Regions from separate parts of the Homo sapiens genome. Here regions 1 and 3 are each linked to region 2. The links are chromatin loops, found by intact Hi-C in ENCODE. Cell type or tissue: endothelial cell of umbilical vein. All regions are shown on one strand. Region 1 holds the start of LOC124902405 (a long non-coding RNA gene). Region 2 overlaps ZNF438 (zinc finger protein 438). Region 3 has its middle 90 kb from the start of LINC02644.

The links. Peaks named below come from ENCODE experiments on the same cell type or tissue, not always from the same donor. Only the 100,000 strongest peaks of a DNase experiment are listed, where the experiment ranks them.
Region 1: it touches region 2 in a loop (5-fold over the local background); 2 of 110 quality-filtered maps call a loop at or near these places.
Region 3: a loop joins it to region 2, with 4 times the contacts of the local background. A loop is called at or near these places in 2 of 110 quality-filtered maps.

What each region holds. Positions count from the first base shown.
Region 1 is chr10:30,817,779-30,822,778 of GRCh38, reverse strand. It overlaps LOC124902405 (a long non-coding RNA gene), which reads left to right and starts at 1,466. Exons shown (of 2, transcript XR_007062104.1): 1 at 1,466-1,529; 2 at 2,335-2,574. RefSeq lists enhancers at 4,677-4,726, 4,122-5,000. In endothelial cell of umbilical vein, no CTCF peak of the experiment used is centred here; DNase peaks (open chromatin) are centred at 1,348, 2,278 and 4,628; H3K27ac peaks cover 3,996 bases.
Region 2 is chr10:30,961,676-30,966,675 of GRCh38, reverse strand. The region is part of intron 2 of ZNF438 (zinc finger protein 438); the gene reads left to right. Among named protein-coding and RNA genes, the nearest start is that of ZNF438, 68 kb to the left of the region's middle. In endothelial cell of umbilical vein, no CTCF peak of the experiment used is centred here; a DNase peak (open chromatin) is centred at 1,955; H3K27ac peaks cover 3,101 bases.
Region 3 is chr10:30,810,259-30,815,258 of GRCh38, reverse strand. No RefSeq gene overlaps it. Among named protein-coding and RNA genes, the nearest start is that of LINC02644, 90 kb to the right of the region's middle. In endothelial cell of umbilical vein, no CTCF peak of the experiment used is centred here; DNase peaks (open chromatin) are centred at 1,198, 2,778 and 3,008; H3K27ac peaks cover 3,808 bases.

The DNA of each region.
Region 1 (5,000 bases), 140 kb after region 2:
GAGAGTGCCTGTGACATGATGAGGTTGAGGTGCCTGTGGTCATCTGGGTGGAGAGATCATCTTTTTCCTTTGTGTTCTCTTTCCTTCCAGTACCCATCTGTCACCCTGTTGTCAATGCCACCCTTGGAGGGATTCAGAAGGGGCGATGGGTGTTCAGAGTGAGGGGGACACCATTCTCTGGCTTGGTATGGATGCCGCGGGCTCATCCCAGGACCCTCCTAGTGTGATGAGCGCCGCGGCCCCTTCTGCCCCCACTGTTTGCTCCTCCTGCCCCTGAGAAGCCCTGCACCCACACTGGCCAGCCCTGAGAGGCCAGCAGGACCAGAGGGTGGCTAAGGAGTCCCGCAGAGCAGGGAGGATGGCACAGAGGCCGCAGCAGATGGCCACAGTGGCACCCAACATGGGTTTATTTAAAAACGTGAATTGTTCCAAGGATGGGGCTTTATACCTTCAGCAGGGAGGGCACTGGAGCAGTTTATGGGCTGTGTCATTGTGCATGCATGATCTCCATAGAGATTTGCTTTTGTGTTCTGTTGAAACACGCACCGCTCTAGCTTCTGCATTAGGCCTGCTCCTCTGGAGGGAGACAGAACTCCTCCTGAGGAAGCCTGTGCTGCCACTGGGCAGGGACAGGGGAAAGAGCTCAGGGGATAGAACTGAAATAACCCGCGCCACCTCGAAGCTCAGCCATGGATTGCAGAGGGCGGGAGTGGCTCCTTCCCTCCCAGCCGACGCCTCTGACTCCCTCCTCTCTCCTCACCTGCTCCCCTCTCTCCTGGCCCCCTCTCTGAATCCCTCTTCCTCCTTCCCCTGTGGCTACCCATCTCTTCTCTTCTCTCCCTCAATCTTCTTTAGAGAATTTCTGACACGGAAAGTTGCTGGGGGTGACACCTCTCATGCACACTCCATTTCCTCATCTCAAAAGAAAGCCCTTGGACTAGATGATTTCTAAATTCCTCCCCAATTCCATCACCCAGCCCCTGCTGGAGCCCCGCCCCATCACTGGCCCCTAGCTCGAAAATTATGTTTTACAAGTGCTGTCCCCCAATAATTCTAGATTCGCAGTAAATCCCTAGTCCCCCTAAAATATCTAGAAAAGTTTCTTCAGCTTTTTGTTAGGAAAACTTTACTGCCATAGGCACACAATTTACTTGCTTGTCATTTTTCTTTCCTGGCTAGGCAAGAGCCAAGGAGGTAGCACTTTTCTTCTGCTTCACTCCTAGGTACCCACGTCACTCGTAACACTCCCAGAAAGTACCCAAGTCACTGGTAGCACTGAACACAAAGCCACCAATGCACAGAGGAACCTTATCTTGACTGGGGTCGCCTTATCTCTGGCCACACACTAAATGCTGTGTTGTGATCTTGCTTCTGAACTTGCCTGAACTTGAGAGACTCAAAAGGAAGCTATTTCTTTAATCTGTCACAAGCAAAAGGCATTTCACTCCGGTCGTTCTTTAGTGACATTGCTGTCGAAGGTCTCTTAGGAGAGAGACTTCCAACAGGAGTTAAGAAGCCACACTAGCAAGGTTAGTTCCAGGCCTTTTGCTTTGAAAGTGTCATGGGCTGGGCATGGTGGCTCACATCTGTAAACCCAGTGCTTTAGGAGGCTGAGACATGGGAGGATCACTTGAGCCCAGGAGTTCGAGACCAGCCTGGGCAATATAATGAGACCCCCATCTCTACAAAAAATTTTAAAAACTAGCCAGATGTAGTGGTGCACACCCATAGTCTCTGCTACTCAGGAGGCTGAGGTGGGGAAATCACTTGAGACCAGGAGTTCGAGGCTGCAGTGAGCTGTGATCACGCCACGGCACTACAGCCTAGGCAACAGAGTGAAATGCTGTCTCTATAAAAATAAAAAATAGAAATAAAGAAGATTCCCCAGGAGGAAGCAGATGCTAACATGGGATTCCTTCTGAAATTCTCCAGGAGCTAGTGAATGATAAACACAGCTATAGCAAGGAGTTGTTAGAGGGAGGGCTTTATCAGTCACACACGTTATCGGATTGAACATTTCTACTCTGGCCTGTTAGAGTCTGTTCCTAAAAAATACCTCAAAATATATTAAGAGAGGAATGTCTCTGAATAAAAAGTTCAATCCAAAATTGCATTTAATCAAACGCAGTCACTTTCGAGGCTGGAGGTTGAAGGCATACCCAGAGAAGGGGGAAATGGGAAAAGTGAACTCAGTTGGCAGGAACAAACCATGACTAAATCCATCTCATTTCAGTAAAAACAGGCATGAGAGCGAAAGCAAGTTTTAAAACCGAATTTTCCCAGCATGACTCAGGGATTGTCTTTCTTATGCCAGTTTTCAATTTGTTTTTACAGATGGAGGAATGGGGGCTCACAGCCTTATCTAATCTCCAAATGAAGAATGGGCCCATCTGACATATCCTATGAGCACAAAGCTTAGGGGACTCTTCACCGAAACCTAGACAAATATTTGAATGCATTTTTTTTTTTTTTTTTTGGAAAGGGAGATAACGTCCAATGGGTCTGTTTTATAATGCATTTGTGTAAGGGGAACGGGAGGAAATGAGATTTAAAAATAAAACTGTTTACTTCAGAGGCTTGGGTTATAAAAGCATAGGTTTCTCTTTCAGGACTCTCTGAAGTTGGAAAGTATGAATTACATATACTCATTAAAATGTTTTATGTTAAATTCAAAGAGTAAAATTAGAAGCCATGTTAATGATTCAACCATGCAACAACTGGTCAACAGATGTTGGAACCTTATGGTTAAAAGATTACATGGTTTGAGCTGACAATTTACTGTATGTGTCCCTGGCAGAGACGAGGTATAACAAACATATTATCAGACACAGAAAGTATGCAGCCCCAGAAAGAGGGGACGTGCAAATCGGACTGCCTTCGATGCTTTCAAAGCAGCACATTTTCCCCCTAAACTGATATTGCAGAGAGCTGGGGTTTTTTTTCTTTCCTTAAGAATGAAGAGTTAATCTTATCTAAATTCACAGAGCCAGAAACCTGTCATATTAAATCCCAGGGAAGCCCAACATTCTTTCCAACTTGCTTGCTTGAAATGTAGTTGAGTTTTCCAGTGATCTGCTGGCTAACTAGCGTCATGCAAAATGGAGCCGTTCCTTACGGCTTTGCAGGTCTCTGGGATTCCAAGCTGGGGACTTCTCTCATTTTGGGGAAAAAGCCTGGGACCATGAAGGGAGGAAACTGGAGAGAAAGGCCAGGATGGACTCTGGGCGGCTGGGCAGAGACTGTGTGCAGGTTCGTACAGCTCCGGGCGGTTACAGTTCTGGTCCCCGGCAATGCCAAGCACCCTGTGGAAAAGTGGCCCAGGCTTCAAGCTTCAGAATCGGACTCCTACCCCTTAAAGCTGCAAGCTAGCAGAAAAAAAGAGAGCTGCAAGGGAGCTGTGAAGGGGAAGGGGTCTCCTCCGGAGGGAGAGACGACTGGGATAGCCTGTTTGGGACTGAGTGTGGGGAAATGTGACAAATTCAGCCTTTTCATCGTGCGCCCTGAGCCGAGCAGAAGCGGGGCGGTAGGAGATGATTCCGCTTGCTCCGAGTTTCCAAGCTCCTTGCTCCTTTCCAAATTGCTTGCGGCAATGTAATTCTTTCCTTCGGGGACAGGCAGAGCTCCACTGTTTTTCTGGTTTCCAGGGTGTGCCCATGAGTTACCCAGAGTGGGTGGAGCGGTGGGGCCACTCTGGAATAGCCTTGCGGCAGACGCGGCTGACTGCCCTCGAACAGAACTGGCGGATCCCAAGAAACCAACCACGCGGCAAGATTTGGGGAGCCCACAGCTTCTACTCAGACACCCCTGCAGAGTGTTTGCTCATTGCTAAAAACGTGCAGGCGTCGTAGGGAGTGTCCCCAGAGGCCATTGCCTAGCTTGCCTGCAAGCCCTTAGTGAGCACCTGCCCTGTGCGAGGTTCCGAGCTCCACTCACGCAGGTCCTGCCCTCAGGAGCTCACTGTATTGCAGAGACACAAGAGGACACCAGGGTGGCTGTCTGTTCTGTGCTGGGGGAGGCCAAGGGACTCCTCACCTGCCCATCTCTCAGGAGTTTCCAACCTTTCCCCGCCAGTCCAGTCTGTGACTGGCAAGTTACCAACTGCCCCTCTTCCTTGAAAACAGCCACCTTCCTAGGTGGGTCCTGGGTCTCTGAGCTTTCCTGAGATCTAGAGAGAGGAGGAAAAAGTGTCTCTGTCACAGCTGGGGCTTCCCTAGCTGACCCTCCTCCCCCGCCACCTCTGGAGCTGAGGTTAGCAAAGCCGTGCCTACATCAGCTGAGCTGGGGAGTTTGCCGGATGAGCAGGCCTGGTGGGGCAGTGACGTTTGAACATGTCAGGTGGACAGTTGTATGTCAGGAGGTGAGAGGAGAGGGGTTGGCTGGAGAGAGCAGGTTGGATTCACCAGCACTTGGAGCACCCAGAGGGAAGGGGACCCGCCAGAGAGGGCGAGGCCAGAGGAGGCCAGACGAGCCCGAGGGCAGTGAGGTCAGCCCCTCCACCCGCCAGCCTGCAGGGATGCCTCTGGGTCAAGGCTGCATGAGCAGGGTCCTGCTTGGCCACTTATCAGCCCCTACAGCCTTAGAAGCCAAGCCCCAGCCCACTTCCTCCTGTCGACAGCACTGGCTCCAGGCCAGTAGCTGTAGTCATGGCCTGTTGACCAAGGGCTACACGGGCCAGTGGCAGGAAGCTGCTGGTAACTCAATGAACAGACACGAGAGCTTGCAGAGTGGACTCCACAGCCTGCCTTGATTTCAGGTCCAAAGGACAGGTCCAAAACTGCACAGTACTGCAGTTCTGCACAAAATGGGTCCCTCTGCACCGTGGTTGGGTTGACTTTGAGGAGTGAGTTGAACCAGCTTCCCTCCAATACCCCAGTACCATGCATGGGGTTCCCTGGCAGCTCACGGGACAGAGCTTTGGACTGGTTCTCTCTCCAGCATCTAACCCTAGGATGAAGGTTGAAGAAGGGATTTCTCAACTCCTGAGCTCCCTTCTCCCTCTC
Region 2 (5,000 bases):
TTTTTTGAGATGGAGTCTTGCTCTGTTGCCCAGGCTGGAGTGCAGTGGCGCAATCTCAGCTCACTGCAAACTCCACTTCCCAGGTTCAAGCGATTCTGCTGCCTCAGCCTCCCGAGTAGCTGAGACTACAGGTGCGTGCCACCACACCTGGCTAATTTTTTGTATTTTTAGTGGAGACAGGGTTTCACCGTGTTAGCCAGGATGGTCTTGAGCCCCTGATCTCATGATCCACCCGCCTCGGCCTTCTAAAGTGCTGGGATTACAAGCATGAGCCACCACGCCCGGCCCCTTGATTCTTTTTAACAGCAAAAGTTTGCCTATTTAAAATCATTTTTTTCTTTTTTTTGAAACAGGAGCTCACTCTGTCACCCAGACTGTAGTACAGTGGCATGATCATAGCTCACTGTAGCCTCAAACTCCTGGGCTCAAGTGCTCCTCCCACCTCAGCCTCCTAAGTACCTGAGATTACAGGCAAATGCCACCAAGCCCTACTTATTTTTTCATTTTGTAGAGACAGGGTCTCGCTATATTGCTCAGGCTTGTCTAGAACTCCTGTTCTCAAGTGATCCTCCCACCTTGGCCTCCAAAGTGCTGGGTAATTTTAGGCAGTGGGTTTTCAATAATGGTTTGTTGAATGAATGAATGAGACTGCCAGATTACTTTTGTAGATTCTATTTTTTTTACAGTATTGCTAATAGTAAAGAGTGATGCATTTAGTACGTACATCTTTGTATTTTTAAAAATCATTTCAACTTTTATTTTAGATTCAGGGGTTACATGTGCCACAAGATTTGTTACATGAGTATATTGTGTGATGCTAAGGTTTGGGTTATGGATGATCCTGTCACCTAGGTACTGAGCATAGTACCCAATAGTTAACTTTTTCAACTCTTGCCTCCCTCCTCCCTCTCTCCTTCCTCTAGTAGTCCCCGGTGTCTATTGCTGCCATCTTTGTGTTCATGTGTACGTAATGTTTCACTCCCACTTATAAGTGAGGACATGCAGTACTTAATTTTCTGTTCCTAAGTTAATTCACTTAGGATAATGGCCTCCAGCTGCATCCATGTTGCTGCCAAGGACATGATTTTATTTTTTTATGGCTACATAGTATTCCATGATGTATATATACCACGTTTTCTTTGATGGACACCTTGGTTGATTCCATGTCTTTGCTATTGTACATAGTGCTGTCATGAACATAGGAGTTCATGTGTCTTGTTTGTAGAACGATTTATTTTCCTTTAGGAAATGGGATTGCTGGTTGGATGGTAGTTCTGTTTTTAAGTTCTTTGAGAACTCTCCAAACTGCTGTCCACAGTGGCTGAGCTAATTTACATTCCCACCAGCAGTGTATAAGAATTGCCTTTTCTCTGCAGCCTCACCAGCATATTATTTTTCGACTTTTTAATAATAGCTCTTCTCACTGGCATGAGATGGTATCTCATTTTGGTTTTGATTTGCATTTCTCCGATGATCAGTGATGTTAAACATTTTTTCATATGTTTGTTGGCTGTTTTTATGTATTCTTTTGAGAAGTGTTTGTTTATGTCCTTTGCCCACTTTTTAATGAGGTTATTTGCTTGTTGAATTGCTTAAGTTCCTTATGGATTCTGGATATTAGACCTTTGTTGGATGCATAGTTTTTGAATATTTTCTCCCATTCTGTAAGGTCTGTTTATGCTGTTGATAGTTCTTTTGCTGTGCAAAAGCTCTTTAGTTTAATTAGGCCTCACTTGTCAATTTTTTTGTTGCAATTGAGGTCTTAGCTACAAATTCCTTGCCAAGGCCAGTGTCCAGAATGGTATTTCCTAGGTTTTTTTCTCGGATTTTTATAGTTTGAGGTCATTGTTCCATATGCATATGACTGTGTGCATGTCTACATCCTTCCTGTTAATCTGTAATGGTAGGTCCTGTTCAGAGTCCTTTTGTCATTGAACAGTTAATTTCCTCACAACATTCTGTGCCCAAGTCCTTAGGTGATCTATACTTGGCTGACCTATCCGTGACACTGCTTGGTCATAGAAAAAAAGATTTCATTTAGTTATCGATTAAAGATAATCTGTTAACATTTCCTGAACACTTATATTTTCCCCCAGGAAAATACTAATGTCCGTCAGTCAACAAATACTTGCAGAATGCTAGTGTAAACAGCATTGTGCCTGGTATTGTGGACTCTCCAGAGATGTGCATCACCTTGTTCCTGCCATCTGAAGTGTCCTAGACTTCTCAACGAAGAGGATATGGACACTAATCAAGTTAAACAGCAACCTAAAGTATGTTAAATATAGTTATGAGCTAAGTGAGAGGCATGGACAAGAATCAGGTAGCTTTGAGGAAGGAGAAATCATTTTTACTTGAATTAGAGAGTGATCAAAGATTTAATGGAAGCTTGAATAGGGCATTAAACAAATAGTTGGGGTTTGAGTATAAAAGAGTAAGGCTATCTGACATTTATAAGTAAGGGTGACAGTTATCACACTTCCTGTGCCGAGCAGCAATGAAGAAACAACTAAAAAAGAGAATGCTTGAAGTGTGTGGTGGAAACTTTTCTTCATCAGTGACTTATTTGTTCCTTATTTTCTCCTAAAGTAGAATTTCAGAAAAGCTTCCACCTAGGACATGCAGCAGCTATTTCAGCTACTATAAGGATCACTTTAGTAGGAAATCCTCCCAGACTTTTCACCCAAGTAAAATTTCAGCAGGAAGACAGGAATAAGATACACTGAAAAGTTATTGTTCATGACTACAGTTTGATAATAAAAGCTTGATTCAATCTCATTGGCAAAAAAAATTTTTTTTTTTTTGAGATGGAGTCTCACTATGTCACCCAGGCTGGAGTGCAGTGCTGCAATCTGCAACCTCTGCTGCCCAGATTCAAGGGATTCTTCTGCCTCAGCCTCCCGATTAGCTGGGATTACAGGCGCCTGCCACCGTACCCGGCTAATTTTTGTAGTTTTTAGTAGAGACGGAGTTTCACCATCTTGGCCGGGCTGGTCTTAAACTCCTGAACTCCTGACCTTGTGATCCACTCGCCTTGGCCTCCCAAAGTGCTGGGATTACAGGCGTGAGCCACAGGGCCTGGCCTCATTGGCATATATACTAGTGCTCACTGCTGAGTTATATCTTGATTTGAATCCTAACATATAAGGAGATATTTCCAAGTTCACTATTTTTTTACACGTAGATAGGTGGCTATCGATATTTGTCACTATAGATAAATATCATAATTTGATAGGAGTTTCTATTAACCTCTTAAAGTTTCTTTTTTTTTTTTTTTTTTTTTGAGATGGAGTTTCACTCTTGTCGCCCAGGCTGGAGTGCAGTATCACGATCTCGGCTCACTTCAACTTCCACCTCCTGGGTTCAAGCAATTCTCCTGCCTCAGCCTCCTGAGTAGCTGGGATTACAGATGCCCGCCACCATGCCCAGCTAATTTTTGTATTTTTGGTAGAGACAGGGTTTCACTCTGTTGGCCAGGCTGGTCTCAAACTCCTGACTTCAGGTGATCTGCCCACCTTGGCCTCCCAAAGTGCTTACAGGTGTGAGCCACTGTGCCCGGCCAACCTCTTAAAGTTTCTTTCACAATAAAGCATGTACTAATATTACAAACTATTTTAGTCCTATTTTTTGTTTTGTAAAGGAGATTTTAAAATGAATATAATTTATATTGAGACCCTTTGATTATATTTACTTATTAAAAGCAAACCCATTAGTGCATTTTAGAGTCAAACATCTACTTGTATTATTTTATTATATAGCTAAAGGAAAAATAATGCCACACAGAAACGAAACCAGTTTTTCCAAAACAGTAAAGATGGAATCTTGAGACAGTCTGCTCACTTTAATTTTTATTTTATATTTTAGTCTTCTGGCCAGTAGCAAATTGATGTGACCTTGTGCATGTTTCTCTGAATATCCACAGTTGTTCAGCTGTATGAATTGCTGCCAGTGTGACAATGAGCCGGAAGCTATATCCAACTTGCTTCTCACACTGTATTTTTGTAAAGACCTAGATTCTTTCAAGATATTACTAAGTGATCCGTGATTAAAGGTTTTGGTGGTTTGCTAATTTTAGGAAAAGTGGGAGCAATCACAATGTATATTACGTAGTGTATATTGGTATTTTATTTAACCCAGTGTTTCCCAAATGTATTTGAACTTGGGAACACCCACCCCCTGTCTTTCTTCCTTCCAAATTCCTTCCTTTCTTACTTTATTTTTAAAGAACACTTACTAAAATCTCTTATAGAACAAGTTTCAGGAATGTGCACTATGAAACTTTCATACACACATGCACGTTATTTAGATGTGTTGCTTATGTCTTTTTCTATTAATCTCCAACTTTTCTGGGGCATAGGTTGGGAGGAAGAAGGAAAGTGAGTAACTTACAAGTTTTACTAGTTATTCTGATGTCAAGTTTAGTGGGAAAGAGGCTGAAGCTTATATCTAAAATAAGGTTTGAGATTGATCTGAGTATTTTAAGAGTTCTTACTATCTGTATCTTCTATAGTTTGTTGCTCTGTACAAGCAGGAGTTGACAGAGCATAACAGAAGTTACCTTTATGGGAAAGAGTAAGGTGGGTTGGAGGTGAAATAAGACTTTTCGCTTTTGTAACCTTAAGAAGAAAAAGCAAATTAAAAGACCTAAACTGATGGAGAGAACCAGTACTTTACAACAGAATTTCTTATTTCAAGCTTTTGTAAGTACTAGCCTCTCTGGTAGTTTTAAACGCATTTTGTTTAGAAAGTACCAAAATTTGTAAAACTTTTTTTTTTTTTTTTTCTTTTGGGATGGAGTCTCACTCTGTCACCCAGGCTGGAGAGCAGTGGTGCAATCTCGGCCCACTGCAACCTCCACCTCCCGGGTTCAAGCGATTCTGCTGCCTCAGCCTCCTGAGTAGCTAGGATCACAGGCGCACGCCACCACACCCGGCCAATCTCTTGTATTTTTAATAGAGACGGGGTTTCACCATGTTGGCCAGGCTGGTCTCGAACTCCTG
Region 3 (5,000 bases), 150 kb after region 2:
CTGATTCCCCACATTCACCCAAACCCACGTATGTAGACGGCTCCCTGTGGGCCACTCTGGAGACACATGGGGAATGAAACTAAGTCCCCACTGTGCACTTGCAGGACTGTGGGATGATTCCTAAGTCTTGGCCACTGAGGTGACTCTGTAGCTCAGCCTCTGCACCAAACTCCCAGGGATGGTCCAAGTCTTAGCCAAAAACTTTCCAGAACTTTCTAGAATTTTCTAGAACTATAATTCCAGAGATGGAAGGTCTTGGTGTCTGATCATTTGGGGAACCAGCCCACAAGGAAGGTGTTTTCCCAGGTTTAGGGATTGAATCAGGCCTTCTAGTCTTTGGTCATTCCACCCTGAATGTGCCTGATCTCGTCTGAATCTGGTGCTCTAGAGCTGGGGTTTGATCAGCTGCTTGCAGAAGTCAGATTCCATGGACTTCTAGTGTTCCTCAAGATGTTCCATGAAAGTGGACTCTATTTAAGGAAGTTTGGGAAACATTGCAGACACTTATTGCCTCTGGGGGAGTTATAACCATATTATCTCATAAAAGGCTCTAAGAAATCCTATAGGAGAGAAGTTTGTTTAACACTGCATTTTCCTAACACGCTTGATCACAGAATTCTTTTCTTGCAGAACACATAGGGAGAACACAGGATTATATTCAGGACCTTCCCGTTCAATGCCCCAATATCTTGTTTTCTCTGGTCTGGTGGTGAGCTCTCACTCAATAGACCGATTTTTCATGATTGTAGTCATGGAAGCCTTCCTTACCCTTCGCTCCCATAAAAAACTTAAACACAGGGAAAAAAAATAAGTTTCTGGCCTCAATGGAAGTAAACAGCTGGAACTGATGAATTCCAGAAGCAAGTGTTCTTTTTTTTCTGCAAGAATCTATGAGAGAGAGAGAGACAGAGAGAGAGAGAGGGATTGGGGGGAGAGAACACAGAGGCTATGTAAATATAATTATTTCTAAGTAGAGTACCTTCAACATTTTCCATTAGGTAGCAGTGAGGTCACTGTAAGGCCAGCTGTCCAAATATGGGCACTGATTCCCCTGAGTCAGCAAAGCATATAAAAGAATTTCTCTTTGGGGACAGAAATTTCTTGCCACACATTAAAATAAGTACCTCCAAGTGCATGGGGTATTATATTTAGGGTTGTGGCTTTCAAACTTATTTTCAAAGCAGGATAAACCCTTTTTTCCAAGAGAGATGTGATTCAGAAACCCCATTGCACAGCCCCCCAGGCCAGCACCTGAGTCATCTTCAGGAAACCCAGGAATCTAGTCAGGAAACCTGTGGTCTAGGGCCCTGCTACTCAAAGTCTGGTCCACAGACCAGAAACTTCTGCATCACCCTGGTTAGCCATACAGAGCCTCAGCCCCACCCGGACCTGCTGAATCTGAATCTGCATTCCCACACCATTTCTAGGGGATTTGCATGTACATTAAAATTTAAGAAGCAGGTCTAGGGGATTTACTTCTGAATATTTCTTCTGCCATTGGCTCATCCTAAGTACTTGGATGAAGCTTCTTGAAAATTAGTCTGAAAATGTTAGGCTTCCAACCCATCTATGCCTCTAAGTAGGGTAATCCAGGATCGTCGTGTCATTGGCTCAGTGCTTCTCGCCTCTAAAATCTAATCCTTCCCTCTCCCTTCACAGACACAGTGGGAGAAGAAGCAAGGTGTGTTTGGGACGAGGCAGAGAGTAAAGCCAAGACTGTGAGCAGAGGCCCTGAGTTTGAGCCTCAACATTCCTGCCTCTCCTCTGCTGACCTTGCACAGGCTAACTAAAGTATCTGCCAGTTTATCCTCATAGGTCTACAGGGGTGGGAGATGACCATGATGATGATGGTGGTGGTGGTGATGATGATGATGATGATGATAGTGGTGGTGGTGGTGGCGATTATGGTACCAGTACCCATTAAATGCCTGGATGGGCCAGAAGCACTTAGAATCACAAGGTACCTGGTAAGAGCTTTTATTCCCGAGTCAGTGGGAGCTAGCTTCATCCAAGGGCTTCACTTCAAGGAATGCACAAAGGAAAATCTGGGTCTATCAAACAGATAAAATAGGAGTAATAGAGAGTCACCATAGGTGATTTGCAAATAATCCCACACTTAAAGTGTGATGGAAAGAAAGAATGCAACTTAAACTTTCTGATTTACATTGTCACGTTTTTTAGACTTAGAAAAATCTGTTTCTGCTTGGGCTGCTCTACTGATGAGCTCCACGACCCTGGACAAGTCCTTCAGAGCTTTGATCGCACTTTCCTCATCCAGGGTCGGGTAGGAATCCTGCCCTGTCTAGCTTGTGGGAATCTAGGAGGAGGGCCAAGGGAGAGAGTGGGTATGCAAGGGCTGGAAGTTTCTGAAGCTCACATTAGAAGTGAATAGAAGCGCAACCGGTGCCCTAGCCTTCCAGTCTCTGATTCAGCCTCTGCAGAACCGGAGAATGAGAACGTGCAGAGGTCCTTTCCTGCTGGGGCAGGGCAGTGGCAAGAAAGAAAGAGCTCAAAATAGGAACGTGCTCTCTGAAGAGCACAGTGCAGGCAGGAAGTCTTATCCTGCCAGTGTTTCTCCCACGAACACATTCTCTTTATTCTATGAGACACCAGCATAAGGTCACCTGCACGCTGAAACAAAAGGAACCCCCCCCGCCCATTGGAGCTGAGGCTGGGGAAGCAGCCAGGCCAGGGCATAGAGGGGTCCCTGGGGAGGCGGTTGTTGCCAACACTGAGCCAGGCGTCCTGTTGGGGCTGGGTGTATGCATGGGCCACCCTGTGCTGACCCCAGGGATCCCGTGTGCCAGCTCCAAAGGCAGCCCCTCAGCAGGGGCAGTTGGGGACGGTGCTGGCAAGCAGAAAGCTTTCTTCCATGGTGCTCTGAGCCTCTGCAGCCTCTCTGGTTTCTTGGCACCATAAACTGCTTGATCTCCGTCCAGTGATTTGCTCCTATAAACAACAGAGAAGAAGAAAAAAAATAGAAAAGTTGTGAAAAACAGATACAGGGAATTAGGTCACCCTAGAAATTCTAAAACATCAGCAAAGCTCTTGTTTAACATGATTCATTCAGCGACCTCTGACCACAGCCAGGCCTTGAATGTGGAGGCAGAATGTAACAGTGGAGACTGAATGGAGCAGACGGGAAGAAGGTTAAGGTGATCCTTGGCTCGGAGGTGGGGGAAGTGCTGCCGACAGCTTTTGTTCTGATGCATGGGTCTGCTGGAACCGGGGAGCAGAAGGTGGGGGGTGCTGGACGTTCTTTTGGATCCTGATGTAGTAACTGATGCAGGCTGGACCTCTTCATGCAATTCAGCGTCAAGCTCTCCAACTTACAGAGCACCAAGCCAAGATGTTTGCATGGGAACACACGCCACCCCCATCTTTGCGAACTTCATCATTGCACTTCCGTTTCCTTGATCTTGATGCCAATGTGGTGTTTACCGGAGACCAAGTAGTCGCCGGAGATTTATGCGGCAAGAACACCTCCACTGATGAAAGCAAGCCTTCCGCTTGGCTGCAGCCTGGAAGCCACTTAGAAGACTATTTATTCTCTATGCGTCTCTCCATAGACAATCACCCATCGTGGGGAGCACATTTACACCTTAGTCAATGGAATGCATTTTAATTGCGTTAATAAGAATTGAGATAGGACTAAAGACAAAAGGCTCACTCTGTACAAAATTAAAGACTGTTGCTTGTGCTCAAGATCCTGTGGCTAGAGGAGCTTAGACAACAGGACTGCCTGTCTCCTGGGAGCCAAAAGCAGCAAGGAAAGGGATCTTGTTTGCCTTGAGAGAAAATGCAGCTAGCGGCCTGTTGCCTGGCTGCTGAGGGTCTGGAAGGGGAGGGGGCTTATTGGTGGAAGTTAGATTTAACCTAAAGGGAAACGAAGGAAAAAAGAGTTGTAATGTTGTAGAATGGGCGCTCATCTTAAGATTAGCTTGTAGGCAAGCTATTTAACCATTCTATTTCCTCTTCTGTAAAATGGGTATAATGATATTTATCTACTAACATGAGGAAGGTGAAGTAAGAGAAGGGATGGAAATGCGTAATAGATCCATAAAGTAGAACATACAGATGATCCCCTTCTTCAGCGTCTACCGCATATCCTGCACTAGCTCCAAGATGGGCTCTATGCTCATGATTTTACAGCTCTTGCCTCTTTGCATGTTTACAGCAATGCTGAAAGGAAGGCAGGAATTGTCATCCGCATTTTGCAGATGAGGAAAGCAGGCAATTTAATTTCACATGCCCAGGGGCCCATGGCTGGTACATGAGAAGCTGAGCTTTGAATGTGGAGCTGCCTGGCTGCATTCTTCGCTTTAGGGAAGGATGGGTTCATTCTGTGCTTTTCTAGTGACTGTTGGGGATACTTGCCCACGTGCCACAGAAACAGTAGCAGAGTCTACGGAATGCTGTCCTCTTCTGCATAGCTCTTTGCCCTGCCTCCAGTGCCCTCCACCTGTGAGTGGTCAGAGGCTCTCATGTTGCTCCCTGTGCTAGCCCCCAGCCAGAGCAATGAGCTTGACTTGAAAAAGCCCTTCAAGAGCCGCCATTCCTGGCTCGGCTAGACTTCAGATGGGACCAGGGAGCTCAGACTTGGAAGGGCACTTCACTTGGTCCCTGCACAACCTTCCCCTGGCACAGAGCCAGCTTCCCTGGGGGGTCTGCATTTCCAGAGAGGAGATCGCAAGCCTCCCTCACATCCATTCCAGGGTCACTCACTCCCTTGGGCACAGTGACGATTCTTTAGTCATTCCCAAAAAGGTACTTAGCTTGAAGACAGCCTCGTCCCCATTTTCCATGTAAGGAGATGAGAAAGCCACCTCCATCCAGGCCCCTTTAAGCGAAACCTCCCTTTCCCTGTCTGTGGAGTTTAGGGGACCAAATTCTCCAAGAACAACCTCTGCAGCGGGAACATGAGGATGGCCTCCTGCATCCAGGGCTCCTCTTCTTGCCCTGTTTACCACCAGGCCTAGTCTCCATCCCTACCAGCCATG